2 separate regions of the Homo sapiens genome follow, and region 2 is linked to region 1. Evidence: read pairs that join two places in POLR2A ChIA-PET (ENCODE). Cell type or tissue: Panc1. All regions are shown on one strand. Each heading gives the region's core, and the rest is flanking DNA. Links, peaks and the distances in the headings are about the cores only. Region 1 overlaps SIK3 (SIK family kinase 3). Region 2 overlaps SIK3 (SIK family kinase 3).

The links. Peaks named below come from ENCODE experiments on the same cell type or tissue, not always from the same donor. Only the 100,000 strongest peaks of a DNase experiment are listed, where the experiment ranks them.
Region 2: POLR2A ChIA-PET joins it to region 1 with 14 read pairs; 6 of 35 experiments call an interaction of 5 or more read pairs at or near these places.

Annotation. Positions count from the first base shown.
Region 1 is chr11:117,004,199-117,020,085 of GRCh38, forward strand. The region is part of intron 1 of SIK3 (SIK family kinase 3); the gene reads right to left. It also overlaps the pseudogene RNY4P6. Among named protein-coding and RNA genes, the nearest start is that of SIK3, 86 kb to the right of the region's middle. RefSeq lists an enhancer at 6,641-7,293. In Panc1, for the core only: no CTCF peak of the experiment used is centred there; a DNase peak (open chromatin) is centred at 7,183.
Region 2 is chr11:116,938,008-116,953,894 of GRCh38, forward strand. The region is part of intron 3 of SIK3 (SIK family kinase 3); the gene reads right to left. Among named protein-coding and RNA genes, the nearest start is that of APOA1, 110 kb to the left of the region's middle. RefSeq lists a silencer at 10,482-10,541. In Panc1, for the core only: no CTCF peak of the experiment used is centred there; no DNase peak of the experiment used is centred there.

The DNA of each region.
Region 1 (15,887 bases), core at 3,577-11,576:
CCTTTAGGACCATAGGTTGATAAAGGTAACTAAAGGCAGGGAGCAGTGGCTCACACCTGTAATCCCAGCATGTTGCGAGGCCGAGGTGGGCAGATCGCTTGAGCCCAGGAGTTTGAGACCAGCCTGGGCAACATGGTGAAACCCCATCTCTACAAAAAATACAAAAAATTAGCCAGGCGTGATGGTGCACACCTGTGGTCCCAGCTACTCAGGAGGATGAGGTGGGAGGATTGCTTGAGCCCAGAAGGTCGAGGCTGCAGTAAGCCAAGATTGTGCCACTGCACTCCAGCCTGGGTGACAAAGTGAGACCCTGTCTCCAAAACAAAAAAAAAGAACAACGTTATTTAGACTATCCAAACAGGGACCCTGAAAATACTTGGGTAAGTGCATTTTGCTAATCAATTCTGACAAAAGATAATGGGGTGGAGGAAATAACATAGAGGCACTATTATTAAGACCTGACTCATTACTTTCCTTCAAATCTTACAAGGGAACAACCACAGAGTCACAGGAATACTTCTTCCCACCTGTCAATAACTTTACTCCAACCAACTCTTGTAAGATTCCTACCTCTTCTCCTCATCCCACCTTTGGCCAACTCTAGTCCAATTCCTGCTGGGCAATAAGAAAGGAAACAAGGTTAAAGCCTATGGGAAAACAAAGAGGTCCCAAAACCAAAGCTTTCTAATTAAAGCTTAATGTCGCATGATGTGAGCAATGAAAGGCATGTTAGATAAATCTAGTACGGCTACCTCAATTTAATTGGGAAGGAAATGGTAAATGTTGCCTAGTCTCATACAGCTAGTTAAGGGCACAGCCAGGCAGGATTAGAACTTAAAACCCCTATCTCCTAATCCAGTGTTTTTCCTACTATATCATTGAGATCAGTTTTTAAAAGACTGTATCAATGAACTCTTCTCCTTTTTTACTATATAATACTCAGAATATAAAAACAAAATGTGGGCTGGGCATGGTGGCTCACACCTGTAATCCCAGCACTTTGGGAGGCTGAGGCGGGCAGATCACCTGAGGTCAGGAGTTCGAGACCAGCCTGGCCAACCCAGGAGGTGAAGGCTGCAGTGAGCCGAGATCGCACCACTGCACTCTAGCCTGGTGACAGAGCGAGACCCCGTCTCAGAAAAAAAAAAAAAAAAAAAAAAAAAGATAAAAAAGATCTTCACAAACATTTTTAAATGGTAAAAGGAAAGCATGGAGGTGGGAGGTGTTTTTGCAAATACAGGACTATAAAGATCCCTGCAAGAGCCAGAACCTAAACGTTTCTTAGAAACAGAACAGTGACTGGTTCACTGGGTCAGTAACCTTCAGACTCAGTAGAGATCAATGCACAGATTTTGAAGTCAGGCTCTCTTGGGTTTGAATCCAGTCATGTCATTTAATAACTCTGGAACTTCAGGTATAACCACTCTCTTAATTTACTTATCTCTAAAATGGGATAATAACATCTGATTCATAGAATGAGAGTAATAAAAATCTTACTTCTATTACTATCTTTTGCTGCTTTTGATAATATAAAGTATCACAAACCCAAAGGACATAATAGTTATATAAGCAGCAAGTCAAAATGACCCCAGGAAAGATGCTTCAGCAGAAAGAGGCAGGATATCCAGCATGTTAAACACTCCATTCAAGCAAAGGAAGACGAAGGCTGATCTACTGAAACTGACACCACTGCAGTTATTAGTGAACAGAAGAATCTCCACTGTAGGGCTAAAGTGAGGTGCTGGGAGAATGACCAAGAATACAGGAAGGAAGAATCATGATGCCACAGTAAAGGGAGGGAAGGGAAGGAAGGGGAACAGAAAGCAGAGGCCAACAAATAGTGTTCCTTGCTCAAACTAAACAGTTCTATACTTTCATTTAGAGTTAACTACTAATAATTAAAAAGAAAAAAGCAGAGAACAAATGAGTTTGAATACACAGCCTTCCCCTGGTCTTTGGCACAGCAGGGTTAAGCATTCCTAAAGATCATATAGTCTAAAATGGAATATCACAAAGACCTCTACCACAATACATTGAAATTGATTAAGTGAAAGGAAAGAAGGCTGCTCAATGGATGTTTCCTTATGGGCTATGTAGCTTTGATCAAGAGGGGCAGAGATTCCATATCTACCCAACAGCAGAATGCAGGTAAGCTCAATGTCCAAGTGTTGTGATCAGGCTTGGGCCAGGATTTATTCAAAGTCTCTCCAAAATACTCCACTTGGAGACTACTCAAAACAAAGGATCCTTCTATTAAACAAGGAAGGGGTATGAGGAGTGAAAGTGCGAGGTGGTGAGGGAGATCAGAAACTTAAGCTGCTGCACACTGCGGCTCACACCTGTATTCCCAGCACTTTGGGAGGCAGAGGCGGGAGGAACCCTTTAGCCTAGGAGTTGCAAACCCAAACAAACAACACAGTGAGACCCTATCTCTGTGTTTAAAAAAAAAAGAAAGAAAGAAAGAAAAAAAAGATCTTCACAAACAATTTTAAATGGTAAAAGGAAAGCATGGGGGTAGGAGGTGTTTTTGCAAATCTAGGTATTTAGCTCAGGCTGTCTAAACTCACTTACCTAAGGATGGGATAACAAAAATGCACACTGGCCATGCTGCTCTATTTTTCTCCCATAATGAAAATAGTAACTTTCACAGGAAAGCCCTTGGCCCAGATTAATCTTGTTATTAAATACTATTAATACACTTACCATAAAGGAAAATAAAGTGATTTGAAAATGATCCTAGCAAAGCCACCAATAACAGAGCAGCCAAATTAATCCAGGAATTGCAGACTTAAGCCTCAAAACTGGATTATCACCCTCAATTCACTACTATCCCATGGTGTTCCCTTTGGACATGCTCGTGCTTACAGCAACAGTTTTATATTGAAAATAAAAGGATCGGCTGGGCACAGTGGCTCACGCCTGTAATCTCAGCACTTCGGGAGGCCGAGGCAGGTAGATCACCTGACGTCAGGAGATTGAGACCAGCCTGGCCAACACAGTGAAACCCTGTCTCTACTAAAAATATAAAAATTATCCGGGCTGGGTGGTGAGCACCTGTAATCCCAGCTACTTGGGAGGCTGATGTGAGACAATCGCTTGAACCTGGGAGGCAGAGGTTGCAGTGAGCGAAGATCACGCCACTGCACTCCAGCCTGGGTGAGAGAGCAAGACTCTGTCTCAAAACAAACAAACAAACAAAAAAGGATCAAAACAATATTTTGGTGAACTAAATAAAACCAGTTTGCTTTCTTGTCACCAAAAGGACTCTCTTTCCCACTCCTCACCAATTCAAAGCAACACACCTGTACTCATGATAGAGGTGAAGGAAGGGAGAGGAGGGGTGAGCACACAGGTGTACATGTGCCAATGCACACTCAATCACAAGCGTTTGTGTTATGTGTGTTGGGGGATCCTATACTCCATTTTATCTTTATAGCTGCCCCCTCAGGGACTCACAATTAATGTTATGGAGTGTCATACTAACTTTTAGATTTAGATAATTTTTTTCTAGAAATTTGACATTAGATGAACTGTAAGAGTTCAGAATATGAGCTCACCCTTCTGTCAAGTTGTTCAATCTTCCTCATTAAAAAATGCACTGCCACCCAGGTGTGCTGGCTCATGCCTGTAATCCCAACACTTTGGGAGGCTGAGGCGAGTAGATCACCTGAGGTCAGGAGTTCGAGACCAGCCTGGCCAACATGGTGAAACCCCATCTCTACTAAAAATACAAAAATTAGCTGGGCATAGTGATGTAATCCCAGCTACTCAGGAGGCTGAGGCAGGAGAATCGCTTGAACCCGGGTAGCAGAAGCTGCAGTAAACTGAGATCGCACCATGGCACTTCAGCCTGGGCAACAGAGAGAGACTCCATCTCAAAAAAAAAAAAAAAAAAAAAAAAAAAAAATTGGGAAGGAGTTAGACATATCAAAAGTCTAACTGAAGAAAAAGCCTAAAATTAACCATAAAATTTGGGTTCATTCCAAAACAAGTAGGCAATTTTGCCCTAAAGCCTAAATAATTGCCAAAGGAAAATAAACTAACATTTATATGCTATGCTAAGCACTTTCATCTGATTTAATCCCCACAAGAACCCCAATAGATGGGTAATATTATTCCATTTCATAGCTGGGGAACCTGTGGCTTGGAAAAATTAAGTAACTTGCTCATTAAGCTAAAATTTGAACCTAGGACTTCCTGACTCCAAACCCTATATACTCTTTCTATTATAACCTTGCAAACTCACAAGTTTGTTAACATAAAGGCAAAAGAGAAAAGTCAAAACTCCTAAACTACAAAAATATCAACTCGAATTCTGCATGGAGAAAAGTCAAACCCTCAATTCAATTAAGGACACAGGGTACTATATGTATATTTGATTAAAAGCTTTCTCTGCAGAAAATGAACTCTGGTTTCTTTTTAAAAATATTAATCTCAAACTCCAGAATTACCTCAAAATCCTTTTGGAAATGGGCTTAATTCTACGCAGTTAAGACAGAAAATAAGGAAGGCATTTGAAAAATGTTTGGTTAAATAATGAATAATCAAATCCAGCACAGAGTTATGGCTTCTGAATCAGAAAACTAAATTGCAAATAGCCTTGCATTTGGTAAAATTACTTTCCTGAAGCCTGTTGTGAGTCTGCAATTCTACCAAAAGTACAGAAACTAACCCAGAAATAAATTATTAAAAATTAGACTAATTAAAATAGGAAAACATAGATAACAGTTGGTGATTTTAAGAAACTATGATGTAGCCAGGTGCGGTGGCTCACACCTCTAATTCCAGCACTTTGGGAGGCCGAGGCAGGTGGATCACCTGAAGTCAGGAGATCAAGACCAGCCTGACCAACATGGCGAAACCCCATCTCTACTAAAAGTACAAAAATCAGCCAGGTGTAGTGGTGTGCGCCTGTAATCCCAGCTACTTGGGGGGCTGAGGCAGGAGATCACTTGAACCCAGGAGGCAGAGGTTGCAGTGAGCGAGATTGTACCACTGCACTCCAGCCTGGGCGACAGAGTGAGACACTGTCTCAAAAAAAAAAAAAAAAAAATCTATGATGCAGGGCCAGGCATGATAGCTCATGCCTGTAATCCCAGCACTTTGGGAGGCCAAGGAGGGAAGATTGCTTGAGCCCAGGAGTTCGAGACCAGCCTGGGCAACAAAGCAAGACCCTGTCTCTACAAAAAATGAAAAACTTAGCCTAAAGTGAGGCACTGGGAATGGTGGCACGCACCTGTGCTCTCAGCTACTCAGGAAGCTGATGCAGGAGTATCACTTGAGCCCAGGAGGTTGAGGCTGCAGTTAGCAATGACAGCACTGCTGCACTCCAGCCTGGGTGACAAAGCAGGTCTCAAAAAAAAAAACAAAAAACAAAACAGAGAAACTCTGACGCAAAAGTCAAGATTTATTGTTTAAAATATAACCAATTCATAAATACCATAAAAGGCACAATTACTTTATAGGCCACCAATCAAAGTACACTATTATTATAGCATTCTCTAATGTATCAAATCAATATAAAACCTTTAAGAGATTCCCTACTTAATGATTAGTGAATCTTTATCACCTTCCTGAAAATTTTCTGAGTCTAAATTTTTAACCAACTAAATATTCAACTACTCCTCAAAAACATTTCTTTCAGATGCTTTGTTTTAATGCTGATAAGGTACTATTCTTGTTTACTGCCCAACTTCTAGATTAACACTTACCAATCCCACAAAACCTTATCAACCTCCAAAGCCTACATTTTGAAGATGCATCTGGAAAAAAATATCTAAAAATTTAAAAATAACACTAACGACAACATCTATTACCAGTTCATCCCCAAAGAAGCTGATTCTGGCTGCATGGAGAAAAGGGTCACATGATCATCAAGGGGACGGTGGGAAGTGGCTTCTTCCTGGGAAGCCCAGTACCCAAAAAGCCTCTCCCAGACAGGCTTCCCCTCTTCCTTATTCACAATGGGCCCTCCTTCATGAAGATGAGAGAGGGAAGGAAAGAAAGGGCAGCAAATTAAGGCTCCAATGCATTCAGAATTTACTCTTTCCCATTCTCCCATTCCAAATACCTATAGCACTTTCAGCATGAGTAATGAAGGTTTTAGAGATTCTTCTCTGCAAAACAATGGGTGGGGTGGGCAGAAAAGTGTGACTTCCCCAGTCCTGGAATAAAAGCTGTGACAGGTATCCCCCATGTGGAGAGCACCGATAAGCCAGGGAGGACTAGGATGCTGTGTTCTCATGGGTATTGGGGGTGACCAGTACAAGGCCTGCTGAGGGTACTCAAATCTGACTTTCCTTTTTTCTGTGCCTAAACCACCTACATCACCAGGGTTGTGTCAGTTTACTGTGGGACTCTTCTCTGCTGGCTTATCAGGCTGTATGGCCACCATGCTCCCAGTCCCTGCCACCATGGCCTTGGTCCTCTTTAATTTTTCCTTTAAGTATTTAAGTGCTATTTCCTGGGGAGGAAGGTCAAAGTAAATAACCCCACTTCATTAAAATGACTGAGTCTTAATTAAAGCGACTCAGTCCACCAAAAAATAATTTTTTAAAGAAAAAAATATATGTAAATAACATATGTATAAATGTACATATACATATACTTTAGATTGAGAAATGTCAGAGACAAAATGTAGGCCAGGCACGGTGGCTCATACCTGTAATCCCAGCACTTTGGAAGGCCGAGGTGGCTGGGTCACTGGAGCTCTGAAGTTCGAGACCAGCCTGGCCAACATGGACAGATCCTGTCTCTCCAAAAGCTACAAAAATCAGCTGGGTGTGATGGCGCATGCCTGTAGTCCCAGCTACTCAGGAGGCTGACGTGGGAGGATCGCTTGAGCATGGGAGGCAGAGGTTGCAGTGAGCCAAGATTGCGCCACTGCACTACAGCCTGGGGGACAGCGTGAGACCCTGTCTCAAACAAAAACGAAAATAATCACCCTCCTCCTGAAAAAAGGAAATTATAAATTTTAAAAGAAGAAAAAAGAGATGAAATCTGCAATCTCCACACTCCTTTTTTTTTCCCCCTGTAAACAGAAGCTGCAAACTTTCTGCATTAAGGATGCTGATGTGCTGCAAATAGATTAGTCAAGCTAAACCACAGCGGAGTGAGAAGGGGTAATAAAAAGAAAGGCAGAAAGGGACTGTCTGAGCACGTACATATGAGTATGAGTGTATTACGATTACATTCTTAATTCCAAGAGATGATTTGGGATGAGTCATTGTTTTGTACCAACAACAGTAAAATTTCTGTCCATTGTTACACATAACAGAGAGTGGATTCTGAGTGGTTATTTTCTACAGAAATTAAACGGAAATTTTTTTTTTTACCCCGAACCAGAAATTCTGTTGAGATTGGTGAGATTTACAAAGAATTCAGTACCATTTATCAGCCATGTGTTAGTACTGAGAGAAGCTGTTTGGGATTTACTGAGGATTCACATAAAAAATTCTGCAAGGTATAGCTGAACAACTACCACAAAATAAGGTTTCTGGCCAGGCATGGTGACTCACGCCTATACTCCCTTGGGAGCTTGGGGAGCTGAGGCAGAAGGACTGCTTGAGACCAGGAGTTCAAGACCAGCCTGGACAACACAGCAAGACCCCATCTTTTAATTTTTTTTAATTAGGCATGGTGGCAGTACCTGTAGTCCCAACGACTGTGGCACTCCAGCCTACGCAATAGAGAGAAAGAGACTCCAACTCTTAAAAAATAAATACATAAAGTTTCCTGCTTGGCGGTCTGGCTATCAATACAAGCCCAATCTGGTTATCCCCTAAACACTTTTTATTTTCAGAAACAGGATCTCACTCTATCACTGACTGGAGTGCAATGACATGATCACAGCTCACTGCAGCCTTCATCTCCCAAGCTCAAGTGATCCTCCCAGCCTCCCAAGTAGCTGGGACTACACGCATGTACCCCCACACCTGGCTAATTATTTTTATTTCTTTGTAGAGGCAGGGTCTCCCTATGTTGCAGGCTGGTCTCGAATTCCCGGACTCAAGCAATTCTCTCATCTCAGCCTTCCAAAGTGTTGGGATTATAGGCATGAGCCACCATGCCCAGTCCTCAAATACTTTTTAGAAAAGTTTTTTTAATGTTTTCAATGATGCCAGGCAGCACCATTATATTGGAGCATAGAGGGCATCCTAAAGCCAATGGCCCCTGCTTGGCTTACAGAAGAACTAGAATCTTCATTACACCATCATACTTGTAACTGTTAACTTTTCCAAAGCTGTATTTGACCTTATGTTTGAAGAAGGCTTTCCATACTTTAACTTCAGACTACTTTTTCATCATCTTCTAATGCTAAACTGATTCATCTTCTGTCCCTAAAAATGACCTGTACTTTGCTATTTCCGTATCCTTGCTTACACTGCTCTGTCCACAATTCCCTCTTTCCCATTTTTCTCCATACATAGAAACAATCCTTCTCACTGCTCAATCCTAGCTCACCCTGGTAGCCTTCCTTCTTTGACTACCTCAGTCAACAAAAGGTTCTCTGTCCATCCTCACAATCTCTATAATAGTAATTGTCCAGATCTCTCAATTGGGCACTTAGGGAAACAAAACAACAAATACTATATTTTCACTGACTCATAATATATTGAAATTCTTAGGGTTTTTTTTTTTGCCATTACTGCTTTTTTTTTTTTTTTTTTTTGAGACAGAGTCTCGCTCTGTTGCCCAGGCTGGAGTGCAGCGGCGTGATCTCGGCTCACTGCAAGCTCTGCCTCCCGGGTTCACACCATTATCCTGCCTCAGCCTCCCGAGTAGCTGGGACTACAAGCGCCCGCCATTTGCCATTACTTTTAATGGCAAAAACCACAATTACTTTTACACTAACCTACAGAAGAGCCCTTAAAAGTTATTAGAATAGTAGGTACCCAACTTTTTAATCACCAAAGATAGTTTCTGTTATTTAATACCTTCCCCCTACTCCTACCACTCTTTGGTTTCTAAGTTAAAGTCAGAAGGCCATGTTATTTAAAACTTTGTATAAGGTCAGGCACAGTGGCTCACGCCTGTAATCCCACCACTTTGGGAGGCCAAAGTGGGCAAATCACCTGAGGTCAGGAGCTCGAGACCAGCCTGGCCAACATGGTGAAACCTCGTCTCCACTAAAAGTACAAAAAATCACCAGGGCATGGTGCCACACGCCTATAATCCTAGATAGGCTGGGACCCACTTGAACCCAGGAGGCAGGGGTTGCAGTGAGCCAAGCCTGTGCCACTGCACTCTAGCCTGGGCGTCAAGAGTGAAACTCCATTTCAAAAAAACATAAAAAAACTTTGTATACCAAACTGGGATTATCAATAAACGAAGTGTATTTTTTTGAAAAACTAAGTTAAAACTTTTATTGTAAATCAAAGCTGTTAAACTCAGTTCTCACACAGAAAGGACACACGACTCCAGTTAAAAGCAAAGATATTTTATTTTTTGGTTAACCTGTGTGGCATCACCATGGCTAAAAATGTATACTTTTAGCTTTAAAAAAAAAATGCTTCCAGTGCTATCTACTCAGACCCCTTATCAATCTGAGGAACCAAAATCAAGAACTACATACTTAAGCCAATCCCTTATTTTACTGATAAAACTGAGACCCAGAGAAGGAAAGGAGATTTCTAAAATCACAAAGGTGGTGTCACAGCCAGGTCCCCAAAAGGACATGGATATAAGTCTCCAGATTCTGAGGGGGGGGGGGGGAGGGTGTGTGTGTGTGTGTGTGTGTGTGTGTGTGTGTGTTTTATTTCTTTTTTTCTTTTCTTTTTTTTTTTTTTTTTTTTTTGAGACAGGATGGTCTTGCTCTGTCACCCAGTCTGGAGTGCAGTGTTGTACTCACGGCTCACTGCAGCCTCAACCTCCTGGGCTCAAGTGATCCTCCCACCTCAGCCTCCCAAAATGCTGGGATTACAGGCATCAGCCACCAGGCCCAGTCCAGTCAGTGTTCTTTCTATTACATCGTGCTGATGCCAAGGGCCTTACTTACACAAACAGAATGTTGATTATTTTAGGGCAGGAACCAAGTCTTACATCTCTTAGTATCTACCACTGACTCTTCTACATAGCTGAAGTCACAATAAATATTTGTTTACTAATTACATATAATCAACTAATACCTAGTTATCTAATAATTTTAGCCCTTAAGAAATCTAAATGTGAAAGGCAAAGCAATAAAACTTTTAGAAGATAATATTAGAGATTATCTTTATGACTTTATGTCATAACTCACAGAAAGCACTAATCATACAGAAAAAAAGATTAAATTTCATTACAACATTAAAATTAAGAATTTATTTATCAAAAGACACAACTAACAGGGAAAAGACAAGCTACAGAGGGGAAAAAAGATATCTGTAACAAGTACAATAAAAAAAAGGGGGGCTCATCTCCAAAATATAGAGGGAACTACCGGCCAGGTATTTCCTCAACAATTTATTAACAAATAAGATTTGTATATATTCAAGGCATACACCATGATGTTTTGATAGATGTATACATTATGCAATGATTACCATAACCTAACCAATTAACATGAAGAACATTCTTTTCATTTTATTTTTTAAATTAAAACGATTTTTAAGTGGGTAGTTCACACCTGGAATCTCTCACTTTAGGAGGCCGAGGCAGGTGAATGGCTTGAGCCTAGGAGTTTGAGACCAGCCTGGGCAACATGGCAAGACCCTGTTTCTACTAAAAATATGAAAATTAGCCGATCACGATAGTGTGCACCTTTAGTCCCAGCTACTCAGGAGGCTGAGGCAGGAGGATCACTTGAGCCCAGGAAGTTGAGGCTGTAGCAAGCTGTGATCACGCCACTGCACTCCAGCCTGGGCAAAAGAGCAAGGCCCTGTCTCCAAAATACACAAAAGTTTTTAATTTAAAAAAAATTTTTTTAAGAACTACCACAAGTCAATAAAAGACAAATAACCCAAAAGAAAAATGTGCAAAAGACTTGAATATCACAGCTAATAAACTCATGAAAAGGTGCTCCTATTGTTAACCAGAGAAATGCAAACTAAAACCACAATGAGATACCACTATATTCCTACTACATTAGGAATTTTTAATTTAATTATTTAAATTTTAAAATTTTAAATTTAGAAGTTGACAACAGCAAGTGTTAGAGAAGATCTGAAGAAATGGGAACTCACCTATACTGCTGGTGAGTACCTTAAACTGCTATAACCACTTTATTTATTTATTTTTATTTTTTATTTTTGGAGACAGAGTCTCGCTCTGTCACCCAGGCTGGAGTACAGTGGCACGATCTTGGCTCACTGCAACCTCCACCTCCTGGGTTCAAGCAATTCTCCTGCCTCAGCCTCTGGAGTAGCTGGGATTACAGACATACAACCCCATGTCCAGCTAATTTTTTTTTTTTTGAGACGTTGTTTCACTCTTATTGCCCAGGCTGGAGTACAATGGCACAATCTCAGCTCACTGCAACCTCCGCCTCCTGGGTTCAAGTGATTCTCCTGCCTCAGCCTCCCAAACTAATTACAGGCATGTGCCACCATGCCCAGCTAATTTTGTACTTTTAGTAGAAACGGGGTTTCACCATGTTGGCCAGGCTGGTCTCGAACTCCTGACCTCAGGTGATCCGCCCACCTCAGCCTCCCAAAGTGCTGGGATTACAAGCGTGAGCCACCGTGCCCAGCCTACAACCACTTTAGAAAAATGTTTGACAGGCTGGTCCTATGGTAGTGGGTTATCAGAACTTATTAACTTTAGTGTCACTAAAGTTGGTATACAACCCCCCATTGCTAAATTTGACTGGCTTTTAAAAAAGAAAAAAGTTGGGCAGTAGCTAATAAACTGAAGATAAAGAAATCCTGGCTAGGCATCATGGTTCACATCTGTAATCCCAACACTTTGGGAGGCCAAGGCAGATAGATCACTTGAGGCCAGGAGTTCAAGGCAAGCCTGGCCAATGTAATGAAACCCCGTCTTTACAAAAAATACAAAAATTAGCCTAGTGTAATGGTGTATGCCTGTAATCCCAGCTACTCAGGAGGCTGAGGCAGGAGAATCGCTCGAACCCAGGAGGCGGCCCTTGCAGTGAGCCGCGATCACGCCACTGCACTCTAGCCTGGGCGACAGAGAGAGACTCTGCGAAAAAAAAAGGAAGGAAGGAAGGAGGGAGGGAGGGAGGGAGGGAAGGAGAGGGAGGGAGAGAGGGAGGGAGGGAAGGAAGGAAGGAAGGAAGGAAGGAAGGAAGGAAGGAAGGAAGGAAGGAATCCCATGACCTATCTATTTTTGGGTATATCCCCAACACAAATATGTGCTGAGATGTGCCAGAATAAACACATAAGAAAGTTCTTGAGCTAAGCACAGTGGTTCATGACTGTAATCCCAGCTAATTGGGAGGCTGAGGCAGCAGGATAATCTGACACCAGGAGTTCAAGACCAGCCTGAGCAAAACAGCAAGACCCTGTCTCCGAAAAAATTGTTTTAATTTAAAAAATAAAATAATGTTCTTTATGTTAATTAGTTAGGTTATGGTAATCACTGCATAATGTATATATCTATCAAGACATCATGGCGTATACCTTGAATATACACAAATTTTGTTAACTGTACGTCAATAAAGCTGGGAGGGTGAGGAAATGTTCTCAGCTGCAAATTCATAGTATCCCCAAACAGGAAAACACCCACAAATGTCCACCAACAATAGAATGAAGAAATAGTGGCATATTCATGCAGTGGAATACTATACAGCAATGAAAAAGAACAAACTACTGCTACACATAATAGAGAAAAATATAAAACAGGATGTAAGAAGCTGATACAACAGAATACATATTGTGTAATGCCAATTATATAACGCTAAAAACTAGGCAAACTATATTGTTTAAAGATGCTTGTTTAGGAAGTAAATCAATAAAGAAAAGCAAAGAATTAGCTGAGTGCAATGGCACGTGCCTATAGTCCCAGCTACTTGGAAGGCTGAGGTGGGAGAATCACTTCAGGCCAGGAGGCCAAGGCTGCAGTAAGCCATAATCATGCCACTGCACTCCAGGGTGACAGAGCAAGATTCTGTCTCTAAAAAAATAATAATAAATAAGAAGAAGAAAAAGAAGTGAATATCAAAAAGTTAGCATGTTGATTGGACACAGCACACAAAAAGCTGGCTCCTAGGCATGCTAAAAATGTTCTATTTCTTGATCTGTGTGTTGTATATAGGAGTATTTATAACAGCTCATTAAGCTGTGTATTTTATTATACACTTTTCAGTATACCTCTTTTCTTTCAAAACAAAAAGGTTTTTGAAAGTGCTAAGCACAGGCCTAGTACATAGTAAACATTCAATAAAACAAATGTTTTTTTAAGGCAAGATACTATCAAATTGGTGTAACACACATTGAAAGAATCAAAGTACCTGTGAGTATGAAGAAGTCACACATGAAGTAAAAGTCATTTACTCCTGATTAGGTCATCATTCTAGTAGAAAAAAAACTGGTTATACAACTCCTTTGCACCTAAAGGAGGTAGGATCTACAAATCCTATAAATGAGAAAGGTCGTATGGATTTCAATTAGCTACTTGGAATTGAACAAATTAATCTCTATAAATCTCAGTTTCCTCATCTGTCTGAGAAAATACCTGTCTAGATAGCTTATCATGAGGTTCAAATTAAACAATATTTGTAAAAACACTTTATGAATGGCAAAGTACCAAATGTATAGCATTATTAATATACTATTACATGACATGATTTTAGATATAAATAAATCGAGCATGAGAGGAAATACCATAGAACATGAAAATACGAACACTTCATATCCTGCTTTTCATTTAGGATTTGGAAAACACGATGTCCCTAAATTGGTATAAAATCTTCGGGGGTAATATGAGAACAGAGGAAACCCCAGATAATGTGAAAATTGAGTAACAGCTTGGGGGGAAACCCGCAGCTGATATCTCAACACAGTTGTCCCTCGGTATACTGGGGGACTGGTTCCAGGAAGGACCCCTGAGTACACCAAATTACACACACACTCAAGTCCTGCAGTCCCCCGAGGAACCTGCATATACAAAAAGTTGGCCCTCTGTACAGACAGGTTTCACATCCTGCAGATACCACTGTTTTGATCAGCATTGGGATGAAAACAAATCCACATATAAGTGGATTGTTTTAAAAAGAAAAAACGCAGCTCAAACCTGTGTTGTGCAGGGGTCAGCTCTACAACAGCATTCACTAATTCTGACCAAATGACAGTTCCAAAAGAGAACTCCACCCTTAAAATACTGTTGACTTCATCCTAAACTGGATTATCTTTGATGGCAGGAACTAATCTAAATCATCTTCATGAGATGCTTTAGGTGTAACACAAATGGAACAGGAAGGAAAGAGCTCCAAACCAGCCTAATTAACTGCAGTCCACAGCAAGTGGGCAAATGTTGCTGGGAAGGAGGCAAGAAGAAGAAATGCTATGGCCAGAACACTCAGAAAATGGCAACTCTAAACAAGACTGAATTATTGTATCATTGTTTTTATTTTATTTTATTTATTTTTTTTTTTTGAAACAGTTTCACTCCGTCACCCAGTCTGGAGTACAGTAGTGCATCTCAACTCACTGAAACCTCCACCTCCTGTGTTCAAGTGATTCTCCTGCCTCAGCCTCCTGAGTAGCTGGAATTACAGGCGCCTGCCACCATGCCCGGCTAATTTTTGTATTTTTAGTAGAGAAGGGGTTTCACCATGCTGGCCAGGCTGGTCTTGAACTCCTGACCTTAGGTGATCCACCCGCCTTGGCCTCCCAAAGTGCTGGGATTACAGGGTGAGCCACTGCACCTGGCTTTTATTGTAACTTTTTTTTTTCCCTTAGAGACAGAGTCTTACTCTGTGGCCCAGGCTGGAGTGCAGTGGCATGATCTCAGCTCACTGCAACCTCCACCTCCCGGGTTCTAGCAATTCTCCTGCCTCAGCCTCCCAAGTAGCTGGGACTACAGGTGCACACCGCCACACCTGGCTAATTTTTCATATTTTAGTGGAGACAAGGTTTCACCGTGTTGCCCAGGCTGGTCTCGAACTCCTGAGCTCAGGCAATCCACCCACCTCAGCCTCCCAAAGTGCCAGGATTACAGGGTGAGCCACCGCACACGGTCTTTATTGTAACTTTATTTTTTTCAATTGTAACATTTTAAAGGAAATGTATATATCACAGAATTTCAGAAAGGGAATGGACACCAATACAAGTACTAATTTTACAAATGAAGAAATGTGAAGCCTCAAGAGTAGAACTGACCTACTGGTTACAGTAAGTAGCTGTTTTATGAGTAAATAATTACTAAGTAAATTTTAAAAGTAAAAGTCTTGTAATAAACAGTCACGGCTCATTAACAAAGCTCCATAAAAACTGAAATCTCCTCATCTCCTGCCAATATTTAAACTTGGCAGTCAACCCCTTCTTTTTTTTTTTTGAGACAGAGTCTCGCTGTTTCCCAGGCTGGGATGCAGTGGCGTGATCTTGACTCACTGCAACCTCTGCCTCCCGGGTTCACGTGATTCTCCTGCCTCAGCCTCCTGAGTAGCTGGGACTACAGGCGCGTGCCACCACGCCCGGCTAATTTTTGTATTTTTTAGTACAGACGGGATTTCACCGTGAATCCAGGAGGCGGAGGTTTCAGTGAGTTTAGATACACCACTGTACTTCAGATTGGTCAACAGAGAGAGACTCCGTTTAAAAAAAAAGAAAAAAAGGAAGAGAAAAGGAAAGCAAATAAAACAGTTTATTGATACTATTGAGCCATAAGGAGCTACACTATTTGTACTTGAAAGATAACAGCCATTCAAAGCTGTACCTTCCCCAAAGAAAAGCCCCACCTCAACCACATCAACTGCTACTAGCTAAATAAAAACATACAACCTTCCA
Region 2 (15,887 bases), core at 3,959-11,958, 66 kb before region 1:
CAGCTTGGCCAACATGGTGAAACCCCGTCTCAACTAAAAATACAAAAATTAGCTGGGCATGGTGGCGTGTGCCTGTAGTCCCAGCTACTCGGGAGGCTGAGGCAGGAGAATCACTTGAACCTGGGAGGCGGAGGCTGCAGTGAGCTGAGTTCACACCACTGCACTCCCGCCTGGGCAACAGAGTGAGACTCTATCTAGAGGGGAGGGGAGGGGAGGGGAGGGGAGGGGAGGGGAAGGGAGAAGAGGGGAGAAGAGAGGAGAGGAGAGGAGAGGAGAGGAGAGGAGAGGAGAGGAGAAGAGAAGGAGAGAAAAAGAAAAGGAAAAGGAAAAGAAGGGGACGGGAGGGGAGGGGAGGGGAGGGGAGGGGAGGGGAGGAGAGGAGAGGAGAGGAGAAGGAGAGAAAAAGAAAAGGAAAATGAAAAGAAGGGGACGGGACGGGAGGGGAGGGGAGGGGAGGAGAGGAGAGGAGAGGAGAGGAGAAGAGAAGGAGAGAAAAAGAAAAGGAAAATGAAAAGAAGGGGACGGGACGGAAGGGGAGGGGAGGGGAGGGGAGGGGAGGGGAGGGGAGGGGAGGGGAGGAGAGGAGAGGGGAGGAGAGGAGAGGAGAGGGGAGGGGAGGAGAGGAGAGGAGAGGAGAGGAGAGGAGAGGAGAGGAGACCAAACCAGAATTCCTAGGAGAAATGTTTGATTCCATGTCTGGTACAGGAAATGTTCAAGATAAGCATAGGACATCTTGCCTAAAAGCAACAAAAATATCAAAGACTATTGAGCTCACATCAAAAGGACACAGGAGTCAGCCTGAAGAGGCTCCAGGCTCCCACTGGCTAAGTGGAATAATTTCAGTTTCAAAAGAAGAATGACTTAATGGACTGAAGCACATAAAATATACTAAAATCCATAATTGCATAATTATGTTACAAAATAGAAAACCAACTTCCTTAGTCTCCACTGGAGATTGCAGAGAACCAATTCATTATTCTAAAAACTGATACATAAGGAAAAGAAAGAATCAAGCATTTATCTTGTCATTACTATAATTTCTAAGTAGTTTATAAGGCAAAGTTCTTTACAGAAGAAGAATAACTCATAAATGTTGAATGAATGAGAGAATTCAAATAATCACCATTTTGCAACTTCTTTTTTGTTTTGTTTTGTTTTTAAGACAAGTCTCACTCTGTCACCCAGGCTGTAGTGCAATGGCGCGGACTCAGCTCACTGCAACCTCCGCCTCCTGGGTTCAAGCAATTCTCCTGCCTCAGCCTCCCAAGTAGCTGGGACTACAGGTGTGCATCACCATGGCTGGTTAATTTTTGTATTTTCAATAAAGACAAGGTTTCACCATGTTGGTCAGGCTGGTCTGAAAATCCTGACCTCGTGATCCACCTGCCTCGGCCTCCCAAAGTGCTGGGATTACAGGTGTGAGCCACCAAGCCCGGCCTTGCAACTTCTAATGAAATAGCTAGGCAACTAAATGACAGGAGTAGATAAAACATTACGTAAAAGACTGATGGGAAACTTTATAAAGGATCAATTTGGTGAACAATAACTATACCTGAAGATTATTCTAAGTATCACTAAAAGTGGGAAAATCAGATATTATACAACTCTTGAAGTGATGCAATAAAAAACTATGGAGCACTCCTGCTTCCCCTCCAAAAACTGAACTAAGCAAATTCCTAAATATAACTTCCACTTTCCAAGAAACACTGAACTACAGGAACATGTTGAATGACACAATAAATATATGATCAGCCAAATTCCAAATGTAGGACATTTTTTAAGACAATCCAGTTTCTTACATAAATAGATAGCATAGAAAAAAAGTAAATGTTTGTAGGGAAGAGATGAGGTTGTCACAGATTATTTAAAAATTTAGATTATAAAAAATTTAGACATTTTTCAACTCAATGGATGTATGGATTTCTTGCATCGTAATTTGTACAAACTATAAGAAGATGTTTTGAAACATCTGCAGAAAGCTAAACATGCCCTGGCTATTACATGATAGTAAGGAATTACTGTCAATGCTGTTGTATGTAAGAATGGCATTGTAGACTTCTGTTTTGATTATGAAAGAACAACTGATATTGAATTTACTTTACCTAACTATAGAAGCTGGGCTGTTTGTAGACACTGGATAATAACAAACACAGGGTTATGATTTTCAGAGAAAGTAAATGTTAATGTAGGAGCCAGGCAAAAATATTCCTTTAAGGTTTTTTTGTTTTTTTTTTTTTTTTGAGACAGAGTCTCACTCTGTCACCCAGGCTGGAGTGCAGTGGTGCGATCTTGGCTCACTGCAACCTCTGCCTCCCATATTCAAGTGATTCTTGTACCTCAGCCTCCCGAGTAGGTGGGACTATAGGCGTGTGTCACCACGCCCAGCTAATTTTTGTATTTTTTAGTAAAGACGGGGTTTCAACATGTTGGCCAGGCTGGTCTTGAACTCCTGATCTCAAGTGATCTGCCCATCTCAGCCTCCCAAAGTGCTGGGATTACAGAAGTGAGCCACCATGCCTGGCCCTTTGGGATTTATATATACTCAATACAGCAAAAATAATTTGATTTGTTCTCTGGGGCTCTTATTTTTATGTCATGGTAGAAATGACTGGATGATCAGACTATAAATGAATGTTTTAGTGTAAAGTGAGGTCAAAGCACAGGTGGCTTCCTCATACATCTTGGCCAGTTACAATATAAATGCTGGTCACAGACCCACCCCCGCCAGCTCCCCTCCTTCATCCATGCATCTCTCCACTTGCACACTCCTGGTGGGGGCATTAAAAAAAAAAAAGGATAAATAAATAAAATAAATGTTAGTCATATCTGATATTAAGAAAACAGAACAAAAAATGAATAATAATAAATGGGAAATTAATTAGGGAAATAAATACAAGTCAATTATTTTGATTCAGAGTGACTAAAGTTCAGTAGCATGGTTACTTGCTTGTTAGGAGACCCTTAGAAAATAGCTAAGTTTTTGTTTGTTTGTTTGTTTGTTTTGTTTTGATTTTTTTGAGACGGAGCCTCGCTCTGTCCCCCAGGCTGGAGTGCAGTGGCGCAATCTCGGCTCACTGCAAGCTCCGCCTCCTGGGTTCAGGCCATTTTCCTGCCTCAGCCTCCCAAGTAGTTGGGACCACAGGTGCCCACCACCATGCTCGGCTAATTTTTTGTATTTTCGGTAGAGACGGGCTTTCACCATGTTAGCCAGGATGGTCTCAATCTCCTGACCTCGTGATCCGCCCGCCTCAGCCTCCCAAAGTGCTGGGATTACAGGCGTGAGCCACCGCGCCTGGCCGAAAATACCTTTTTTAATAATCAAAGGAGTAAATAAACTAGTGGGAAAATGGTAGTTTAGTTGTGAAGACATAAAGGATGCTGCGGATTAAATAAAAACATGTAAAAAAAAAAAAAAAGCCACAACAAACCAGTACATAGTAGTGTTCAAACAAATGTGTTGTATTCTTGAACTTCCAGGCAGTCACAAGATAAAATAACCTATGTGAAACACTTAACACAGTATCTTGTACACAATGGTTATGCAAGTTAGTCTTTCTGATCCTCTGTCCTAATAGTTTTTGAGTGACCTATGGCATAAATGAATGGCTTTGTGAGAAGTTCAGGGTTCCATACATGTTGGCACCATTAAGAAATATTATTTTTAAGACACTGAGAATGTTCATAATAAATCATACACATTTCAACAGACTCCTCTTAAATTAGTAATTTGTTTTAAATGCCCATGAGTTCTGCCTGGTATTCAGGAAATTTTGCTTGATAAAGTGCTGGATTTATGACTTCATGGTCTCAAATAGGAAGTTTGGGGATATATATCTAAAGATATCAGAGTGTGGAAGTTTTAAATTATAAATTTAGTGGTTTACAAAACTAACCAGTTTCTCAATTCTGTTTGTAACATTAAATAAACCCACACTGTCATCACTGCTCCTTCATAATATAAGGCTGAATAGTATGCAAAAATAAACTGGATAAGTCAATTGAATGAGTAGTAAATATTCATGAAATAACCAATTACTGAAGTCTATTTATTACACTGCTTAGAATTCATAATCTTCAATATGTCTTTCTCTATACAGTTACCCAAAAAAGGTGCTTTCCCCATGTCAAAAACTCATTTAACTAAGATGTTATTAAATAACATGCAAATTCCATGCTTGACTTAGTTATATTTCATTATGACACAATGAAATACATTTACTGAGTGCCTACTATATGTTAGACACTACATTAAACAAGGAAGACACAGATGAATAAAACTTAAACGCCATAATCAGCAATCCAGTGATGTTCTTTCATTCACTTAGTATTTTATTCAACTTATCAATAAATATTTATGGAACATGCATTCCCTGTAGGCACTATTTTGAGTATTGAAGATTTGGTAGGAAACAAAAATGACAAAGTCTTTAATGGCACGTAAATTTTATTGACTCAAGACAGTAAAAAAACAAATAAATATATGTCAGTTCATGATAAAAACCAAAAAGAAAAGTAAAGCAAGACAGAGACTACAGAGCAATGGGCCAGTAGGAAGAATGAGATTTTAGACAGCATGGTGAGCAAACACCTCTCTAATGAGATAACATTTGATAAGAGACTGGCAAGAAACAGGAGAGACAGCCATGTGGATATGTAGGAAAAGAGTAATTCAGGAAGAAGAAATGGAATATATGGTCTTAAAGCGGGAGCACAGCGAAGGGTTTAATGAAAAAGAAAGATGCCGATGTGAGGAGGAGAGTGCTAGGAGCTGTGGTGAGAGACAGCAGGAGACCAAATTATATAATCTTATAGGCTATAGTAGGAATTATAAATTTATTCCAAATAGATGGGAAAGCCAACAGAAGTAGCTCAGTGGTAAGGTCCCACTTGAATTTTAAAAGAATCCTTCTAGCTATAATCGGGGGGGAAGTCAGGGCAGATTCAGAGAGACTATTTAAAGGCTACTGCAGTGATCTTAGCAAGACATGATGGTGGCTTAGACCAGATTGGTAGTTATGGAGGTGGTGATAAGTGATTGAATTCAGCATATATAGTCTTCCCTCTCTATCTGTGGGCACCACATTCATGGATTCAATCAAGCCCCTTGGAAAATAGTCAAAGGAAAAAGAAATGGACCAGAGTCTAAATTACCAGTAAAAGACAAACTTAGAAATGAAAAAAAAAATTACTTCAAAAAGTGCTATAGGAGAGGTATGTTCAAAGTGAAGAAAAAAAGGTAATTAGCTATTTGGCAAAATCAGAGCAGAGTTCACAGGGGGAATAACATTTGAGATGGGTCACAAAAGTTAAGGAGGGACAAAGAGGGCAAAGAAGGGCAGCAGGGCTTTTACATCGGGGCCAACACCTCCCATTGATAATCACTTTTCCAACCAACTCCTCTAAGACTAGCAATTCCTTTACAGGCCTCTTGAGGTAAAAAGGGACAATATTCCACCAGGGATTAGGAATTAATGTAACCTCTTCAAGGTCTCCACTAACAATACTACGCCATATGTTTGGGCAGCTGGTATACTCCCTTTCTGCCTCTCTTGCCTTCACATTCATCAAAGACACTCACCGAAACCTAGTTTGTAGTCTATTGCGCCCTCCACTCAAATTCTGCCATCACCTAGGGAATGTGAACATCAATGAGGATAACTTATTTGACAGTTTGCTTCATGGTTCCTTTAGCCTTCTTTCTCTCCGGTGACCTAGAACTCTACCAATGTATAGCAACTATTCCTATGGCCACATCTTGAACTTGTCTTTGCTTGACATTATTTTAACTCTGAAATTCTAAACTTCCCCCTCTCTTATCTTAACCTTCTAAATTAGCACTATCAAATAAAATACAATGTGTGCCATTTATATAATTTCAGATTTTCTTGTAATCACATTTAAAAGTAAAAAAAAAAAGCACTCATTTTGAAAATCAGTAACTTACTTTAACCAAATACATCAAAAGATCATTTCAGAATGTAATCAATAAAAATAATAGCAATGAGATAGGGTACCTTCTTTTTTCATAGTAAGTCTTCAAAATCCACTGTGTATTTTATACTTTATAAGCGTATCACAACTAAAATACTAAGTTGTCTATAGCCAAGGTGTAATGTAGTTTTATCAAAATAAGAGTTGCGTTTAATAGAAAAATATTTTAGACTCTGCAGAGTGAAGAACTTGGCCTTACCCAAAGAGAAGGCCTGGCCTTCCCTTGGCTTCTGGGAAGCAGTCTCTGGGTTCTTGGAATGTTATGTCTGCTCGGAGTGTCTCTGTCTGGGAGCCTTGGGTCATGCCAGAGAGTCTAATAACATGATTTAGGCTGGGATTCGCCACACCCATATAGTCTCAGGGTAGAGGCTGGATATACATTGTTGGCTGCACAACAGCGTGACTTGACGTGTGGGCTTTGGGTCACGAGCATCAGTTGACCGAGACACACAGATCAATCATGTGAGCAATCAATCAATCAATCAATCAGGCTTATGTAAAATAAAAACACTGAACACAGAGGCTGGGCTGAGCTTCCCTGATGGGTACTGCTCTGTACACAATGTAACACATCAATACCAGGAGTGTAACATATCTTGTATCCACATGGAAAGGACAACAAAAGTTCTGCATTTCGTACTTCTCCTGGACTCTGCACTTCCTTCCCTGGCTGATTTTAATCTGTATCCTTTACCTGTATTAAACCAAACCGGGAGTATATTAGCTTTCAGTGAATTTTGTGAATCCTTCTAGCTATTTATCAAACTGAACCGGTTTTGGGAATTTCCTGAACTTGTAGGTGACAGCAGAGTGAGGGGTGATCTTGGAGACTATGCTCTCTTAGTCTGTAGTTGGCTAACTCTCACAGCTGGCCTAAAACTTTTCATAATACCTCAGTTTTTAAATTTAAATGTAAATTAAATTCAAAACTCAGTTCCTCAGGGGCACTAGCTACATTTCTTTTTTCTTTTTTTTTTTTGAGACGGAGTCTCGCTCTGTCCCGTAGGCTGGAGTGCAGTGGCTGGATCTCGACTCACTGCAAGCTCCGCCTCCCGGGTTCACAACATTCTCCTGCCTCAGCCTCCTGAGTAGCTGGGACTACAGGCGTCCGCCACCACACCTGGCTCATTTTTTGTATTTTTAGTAGAGACAGGGTTTCACCATGTTAGCCAGGATGTTCTCAATCTCCTGACCTCGTGATCCGCCCGCCTCAGCCTCCCAAAGTGCTGGGATTACAGGCGTGAGCACAACAGCAACATGTGGACAGTGGCTGTCGTGTTGGGCAGTGTAGTTTTAGACTTTCATCTCTCCAACCTTCATATGCCCAACACACTAACACACTTGCTTTTCAACTTCATCTAGACCTGTAGCTTCATGAATTCTTTTTTTTTTTTTTTTTTTTTTTTAAATAACAGAGAATTTCTCCATGTTGCCCAGGCTGGTTTCAAACTCCTGGGCTCCAGTGATCTGCCTGCCTGGGCCTCCCAAAGTGCTGGGATTAGAGGTATGATCCACCATGCCCAGCCAGCTTTAAAAATTCTTATTTAAGATCAGTCATCCTGGTCTCACTTGCCTTCCCAACCCACTTCAGCCTAAGCCCAAAAGCCCACACTTTAATTACATTATTGCTAGTGGCCTCAAAACCCTTGTCACCTGTTGCCTCTTCATTTGCACATGTCCTGTAAACTCTAAACAGGATCAGTCCAATTGTCTGTCTTATTCAATTTACACACAGGTAATTGAGCATTGGTGGTAGGGGAAAAAAATCACTCAATTCTGTATAATGGAATAACAAGTTAACTGTTTCCTATCTCTAAGGCCTTTAATCAACTTATTTAGCTATTCTTAATTGCCCTCTCTCTCATTCCTCCCTGCAGCTAATTTCACTTTCTCCATGCTGATCCAGGTCTCTACCCTCTCACCCTTAATTCATCTGATAACATAATCTGCTACTCTCAATAGAAAATTATATGAAAAGCATGAAACATCTTTTTCACATTCTTCTACCTAAAAAATTGCCTACACCCACATGCATCCTTTATCTTCTATCCTTCTTCATGTGCAAGGCTAATTTCTTGCAATTATGCTCATCCCTCAGTTCCTCATTGATCTTGCTTTAGAGATTGTTTTCCATATCAATTATTTTCAAACTCATCTTCCCCACTACTGCATCTTCAACCTCAACCTGTAATCAAGTCTCATATTTAAACGAATCAAAATAAAACAAACCCCTCCTTATTTCCTGTCAAGTATCAAGAGGGTCTGAGATCTCACCATTTCTGCAAGCTAATAACTCAACCTGCCACAATTACATGGGTGATGGCAGAAGATAGGAAACCCCTCTGTCAGAGACAAAAGACTTTGTCACTTACGGCACAGCAAGCAGCATGAACATCAACATATTTGCTTCAGTTCCCCAAGCCCTAATTTTCACAGGGCACTGCAAAGGGGACCAGATGACGCCTACACACACAGTCGGGTCCATTATAGGAGAGGAACCCTGAGCTTGGAGCTTAGGGAATCTTTCACACTGGGCAATAAACAGATCTTTGAGCTGTGGAGGGAGATACTATCTCTGTCTTTCAAGGGTGCTCACTATATAAACATCCTTGAGAAAACAGTCTAGAACAAAGGCAGTCAGTGCCTTACTCATGAAACATGAAGAAATGTGAGATATCCGTGGAGAACTCTCTCCCAACAACCTTGCTTCCTGTACAAACTACTGTCTTCTCCCTTCTTTCCTTCAGAGCAATGCTTCTCAAAATAGCACCCAATGCCTCCACTTCTTTAACATCTGTCTCCACCTCTGCCATTTTATTAATATTTCCCTAGCCAGGCCAGGAGCGTTGGCTCACGCCTGTAATCCCAGCACTTTGGGAGGCTGAGGCGGGCAGATCACAAGGTCAGGAGATCAAGACCATCCTGGCTAACATGGTGAAAACCCATCTCTACTAAAAATACAAAAAATTAGCCGGGCATAGTGGCGAGTGCCTGTAGTCCCAGCTACTTGGGAGACTGAGGCAGAATGGTCTGAACCTGGGACGTGGAGCTTGCAGTGAGCCGAGATTGCGCCACTGCACTCCAGCATGGCCACAGAGTGAGACTTCGTCTCAAAAAAATATATATATAATATATAAATTATTATTTATATATAATATATTATATATAAATTATTATTTATATATAATATATTATATACAAATTATTATTTATATACAATATATAATTATTTATATATTTTATATATAATTATTATTTATATATTATATATATATATAAAGTCAGAGAATATGCTACAACATGTCAACATGTTCTAGCAGTCAGAGAAAGGAGGCCCAGCAAAAGATACTAAGAAGGAACAGTCCGAACAATAGAAGAATCAGAAGTTGAACATTTGTGGAAGTCAAAACTAAGAGCTTTAGAAGGAAACAGTCAAGAATTCAGATGCTACAAAGAGGTCAAATGAAGTAAAGACTATCAATTTGCAACCAGAACACCATTTTTTACTTTAGCTAGGGAAATATATATATATATATGTATGTATGTATGTATGTATGTATGTATGTATGTATTTTTTTTTTTTTTGAGACAGAGTCTTGCTCTTTTGTCCAGGCTGGAGTGCAGTGGCACGATCTCGGCTCACTGCAAGTTCCGCCTCCCAGGTTCACGCCATTCTCCTGCCTCAGCCTCCCAAGTAGCTGGGACTACAGGTGCCCACCACCTTGCCCAGCTAATTTTTTGTATTTTTAGTAGAGACGGGGTTTCACCGTGTTAGCCAGGATGGTCTCATCTCCTGACCTCGTGATCTGCCCACCTCAGCCTCCCAAAGTGCTGGGATTACAGGCATGAGCCACCGTGCCTGGCCTCTATTTCTTCTTAAGTCAGTTGTTTCAACAGTTGGTATCTTTCTAGGAATTTGTCCATTTCATCTAAGCTGACTTTTTTTTTTTTTTTGAGACAGGGTCTCACTCTGTTGCCCAGACTGGAGTGCAGTGGTGCAATCATAGCTCACTGCAACCTCCACCTCCTAGGCTCAGGTGATCCTCCCACTTCAGCCTCTCGAGTAGCTGGGACTACAGGTGTGCACCACCATGCATGGCTAATTTTTCTATTTTTTTTTGTAGAGATGGTGTTTCACCATGTTGCCCAGGCTGGTCTTGAACTCCTGAGGTCAAGCAATCCACTCACCTCAGCCCCCCAAAGTGCTAGGATTATAGGCATGAGCCACCAAGCCCAGCTGATTTGTTGATGTATAGTTGTTCATAATATTCCTTTATAATCATTTTTATTTTTTTTTAAGACAGGGTCTTGCTCTGTTGCCCAGGCTGAAATGCATTGGCACAATCATGGCTCACTGCAGCCTTGACATCCTGGGCTCAAGTGATCCTCCTGCCTCAGCCTCCTAAGTAGCTGGGACCACAGGCTCATGCTACCACATCCGGCTAATTTTTTATGTTTAGTAGAAATGAGGTCTCACTATGTTGTCCATGCTGGTACTGAACTCCTGGGCTAAAGCAATCCTCCCACCTCAGCATACCAAAGTGCTGGGATTATAGGCGTGAGTCACCATGCCCAGCCCATTTTTGTTTCTTAAGGGACTGTAGTAATGTTCCTTTCTTTCACTTCTGATTCTAGTCATTTCAGTCTTCTCTTTTTCTCTTCTCTCTCTCGTCAATCTAGCTAAAGATCTGTCAATGTTGTCGATTTTTTCAAAGAACTATCTTTTGGTTTCACTGATATCCTCTATTGTTTTTCTATTCTCTATTTCATAATTTCTGCTATAATCTTTATTTCCTTCTTTCTGCTTGGCTTCAAGACACTAGAAGAGGAAGAACAAACTAAAACTGAAGCAAGCAGAAAGAAGGAAATAACAAATATTATAGCAGAAATTATGAAATAGAGGATAGAAAAACAACCAACTATAATGGAATGAAATTGGAAATCAAGAGTAGGAAACATTCGGGAAATTCACAAATATGTGAAAATTAAACAACACACTAATAAATAAATAATGAAACAAGACATCAAAAGTGAATTCAGAAAATACTTTCAAATGAATGAAAATGAAAATACGGCATACTAAAACTCATGATATGCAGCCAAAGCATGCTTAGAGAGAAATTTATAGCTGTAAAATGCCCACAGTTAGAAAGATCTCGTATCAATAACCTAAGGAGCTATGACTACAGGCGCATGCCACCATGCCCAGCTAAAAGCTAGATTCTTCTAGTGAAGTTTATTTCTCCATATTTACAGTGTTCAGCCTCTAATGTGATTCCTCTGGAACAGGCAGCTTCGGTATGCCTACAGTTAGTTACCTTGGGATCACAGTGTTTTTGCTAGGACTTTCTTCCTCTCATTTACTGACCATACTCAGCCGTTAAACTCCACTAGTTGCTGGCTGATTGCCCTTTTGTTTTGAATAATGCCCTGGGGCACAAATTGGTCTACAAACAATACAATCAAATTCTGGTTCCTTTGAAGAAATAATTTTTGCCATCAGTGTTTTTTTGTTTTATTTTTGTTTTTATTTAAGACAGGGTCTCCCTATGTTGCCTATGCTGACCTCCAACTCCTAGGCTCGAGCCATCCTCCTGCCTGAATAGCTAGAATTACAGGTGTGCACCCAGCCAGTGATTTATTTTCATTCTAATCCCAGAGAAGCTCTTTCTAAATTAATTCATTGGTTCTCCCCCTGCGAACTAGCAAACCTACCATTTGGCCTGTTTCATGAATCTCTTCTCAAATGTCCTTTACCACAACCTCCACTGTTCTTTTTCTTTTTTCTTTTCCCTCTACTGTTCTTGAGAGTACAATCAGGTTTGAACTTCTTCACTCCCTGTTGCAAATGAAGTCAGTTCCTTTGGGAAGAAATTAGGAGCTGTTTTATGGTTTGTTTTTCTCCACAGGTAAAAATCTCAGAGTTAGGGCTCTGGAGCTGGGGTTGGGGACAACAGCAAACTTCTCTGAGTGACGCTCCCACTCTAGGAACTGAGAGTTTGGTGGATGGAGAGCGGGGGAGGACAGCAGCCTGGGGTCCTCTCAGCTTGCCTCTCCTAGCAGCAAAAGACAGTGAAACCACTGTCTTAATACCCAAGGCAAGAGTGATCTGGGTCCTAGTATTCTCGGCATACCTGATCAAGTTCCACAAGTGGGGGCTGAGTAGAAGAAGGGGCCCCCATCTCTTAACTGCACTTCTCCAGGACTCAGCAATAGGCAGCTCGGGGCAGAATGAGAATTGCTGATGTCCAAATCCTCCTGGGAAGAAAGCTGCTATTCAGATGCTGGAGAGAATTGAGGAGAAGTGACAAATAAAAATTACAGGAGACCATTGTTTTCGAATAAACTTCTGCACTAGGCACCAACAGACCAAACTAAATATCAAAATGGAGTCACTCATGCTAAAGTTCCAAAGCGAAAACTAGGTTGTTATCTGACCTGAGAAATCAGGAGAAAGAGATAACAGCCAATTTCCCAAACAGCCCAGTCTAAAATCTTTAACTGGCACAATGATGAAGTTCCCTCTGCTTTAATCCTTACTAAAAAAGGTAGCCCGAAGTAACCTGATGTTAACTGGTTAATTTTCTATTGTTCTGTTTAAAAGTAACCAATACACTGTTCAGACTTCTTAAGCCCTTCTGTCCATAAGCCAAACTCTTCTGCTCAACTTACTGGAACACTTATTCTATGAAATGAAATGTTGTCCGATTCTAGAATCGCAAATAAAGCCAACTGGGATCATCAAACTAAACTTGCAATTTTGTCTTTTGACAGAAGGAAGCCCTGCGTTCTTGGCTGCAGTAGCCTGGACGGGAATTTCCACCTTGCTGACCAGACTTTGTTTCTTACCGAATTTGCACAGATGTTCTTGAATAATGTTCCTTCATTTTCTGCTTACTCTTAGGACGATTTCCAGAGACTTTAAATGACTGGGTTTTGTTTTCTTTAATAGTTTTCACTTGTTTCAGCAAGCAAGGCAGGTCAGCAGAGCTCCTCACACCTTGACGGCAGAAGTTGATCTCTCTCTCACATGAAGGCGTAAGGAAGCACTGTGCTAGAGCTCTATATATGCGATCTCATTTAATCTTCACAACTATAATACAAATATTCTAGATCTTACCTTATACAGACCTGGAACCTGTGCACCAGAATCATCTAGTAATTTGCTCTAAGTAAAAGGGCAAATAGGTGACAGAGATCTGATTCAAACCTAGGTCTAAATACATCCAAAGCCCAGGTTTTCTTGACTAAGCCCCTTTCATCTTTTTTACACAGACATTTTTAAAAATCAGAGCTCATGAGACAGTTCTATCCCTGTGCAGTCTCAATAATTTCTTTAGGTAATACACTATTTTCTTCCACATCTGGATCTTTTATAATAATATTACTTAATAGTATCAATAATAACATTTCAAATTCTATTGTTATATATTACATAATATGTGTTACAATATATAATTATAGGTTGGTGCAAAAGTAATTGCGGTTTTTGCCATTACTTTCAATGACAAAAGCCACAATTACTTTTTCACCAACCTAAAATATTTTGTTTTTAAAATAACATTATCAGAAGTGGTATTCTGTTTGTTCATCCCTTGAGGTACATTCACATGAAGTCCAGGACCAAGAAACGGATCTCTCTAATACTGCTTCCTGCTGGGTGCAGTAGCTCATGCCTATAATCCCAACACTTTGGGAGGCCAAGGCAGGAGGATTGCTACAGCCCAGGAGTTCACAACCAGCCTGGGCAACATAATGAGACCTAATCGCTATAAAAATTTAAAAATTAGCCTGGCATGGTGGTGTATACCTACAGTCCCAGCTACTCAGGAAGCTAAGGCAGGAGGATTACTTGAGCCCAGGAAGCTGGGGGTGCACTGAGCTGTGATCCCGTTACTGCACTTCACCTGGTCAACAGAGCCAAGACCCTAGCTCAAAAAAGAATAAATAAATAAATAAATAAATAAATAAATAAATAAATAAATAAAATCTGCTTTCTTAAAGAGTAAGGTAGATTGATGTGCCCTGTGTTTGGGTCTTTTTTTATTACAAACATTAAGATGACATGATCTTTTTTCTCCCCAAATTACCATTGTTTCCCCACCAATAAATGTCGTTCTATGAAATAAAATACCTAACAGGCAGCTCAAGGATTTGGGAGATGTTTGACTTTTTATAGAATAAAACTTGTAAAAAGGTATCTTCCAGCCTGAACAATATAGTGAGACCCCCGTCTCTACTAAAAATTTAAAAATTAGCCAGGTATGCTAGTGCACAGCTATAGTATCAGCTACTCAGATGGCTGAGGCAGGAGGATCACTTGAGCCCAGGAGTTCGAGGCTGCAGTGAGCTAGGATTGCACCACTGCATTCCAGCCAGGGCAGCAGAGCAATACCTTGTCCAAAGAAAAAACCTTATCTAGATAATGAAAGTTTTCTATTTGCCTTTGTATACATTTGTGATCTTAATTAAGGCAGGTTTATCATAACATGTGCCTGGAATGTCAGACCATAGTATAGTCTCCCAATAACATGACTGCTATTTCTCTCTCTCCAAATATTCTCTCTTGTGCTTTCATTTTCTGGTTCATAAATTTCCATATAACCATGCCCTCCAGGAAGATTTCCCTGATCTCCAAGAGTTAACCAAACTGCCATCTGCACTACTGTTCTCTACTATACAGAGTTTTACAGTTTCCATTCTCATCTTCAAAGTAATATGTTGATTTCCCTGTCTGTTTTCCACCAGATTTCTCCACGGAAAGGAAAACCAGTGTCTTAATTGAGTCAGCATCTCCAAGGCACATGATTGGCATATAATTATCATACATAGTGAAGGCCTACTATACCTTCTTGACAAACAATGCTATCCTTCAAATCTTGTAATGCTTTCATTTCTTTAAAATAAAGTATCCCCTCCCATACTATATTGAGTATAAATTTCTATCACCATTAGCTTTGACATTAACTAATCACATATACAAAGCCAATTAAATATAAAATTAAGAAATAATGATACCTCTTTTAAAAAGGACTAGCACTTACCCTAAAGATACTTTGACACACAAAAAAACACTAGATCGCTAGGGAAACTTTAAAAACACAAACACACACACACACACATCCATGCAGCCACAACTGACTAGTCATTAATAAGAAGATTCATTTTAAAAGTGATTCTATGCTTTTAAATACATTTTATCGTGCAGGAAGGAGCAAATGTTTAAAATAAAAATTAAAAAATTTTAAACTAGCAAGTGTTCATATTGATAAATTTTTTTTAAAATGAGGAAATTAGACAAATAAAGTATATAAAGAAACTTTTCTCTGTAGTTAGTTGCCAAAAGAAAAAATAAAAGACACATCAATTTAGATTTGGAAGTTTACCCTTTAACTCTACTTGGCTCCATTTATCACTGTTAGAAAAAAAATCGTTTTGTCAGTTTTTAGCATCTTAAAAATCAGATTTGTCAGTAACAAAGTCTCTTGCTTATTTCTGACATTGTGCTAAAGCTAAGTGTGAGAGGAAAATATAGCTACTGAAGGCAGAACCCCCAAAATTACAAGAATTACTGAGGGGAACTGTGAACACATGGTAAATAATATAGTTACATGTTATATTTAAACAAAGTTTAAGGAACGCACTCGGGTGAGATTATGTGCTCTAAGTGGCTCTTTCTGACACAACAGAGGCCCACACACTTGTGTGAGTTCTGTCGCACTTGGTAACCTCAATTAAAACCTGCAAACAGGAAAGACCCTAAGTCCCACGTTCAGAAAGGATGCTTGTTTTTGGAGATCTTTAATCTCAACTGTCAGCGCCTGACTGAAATAAACAAAACACCTTTGCTAAGGAAACAAATGTGTTAAAGGGATTTTACTAGATTAATCAAAACA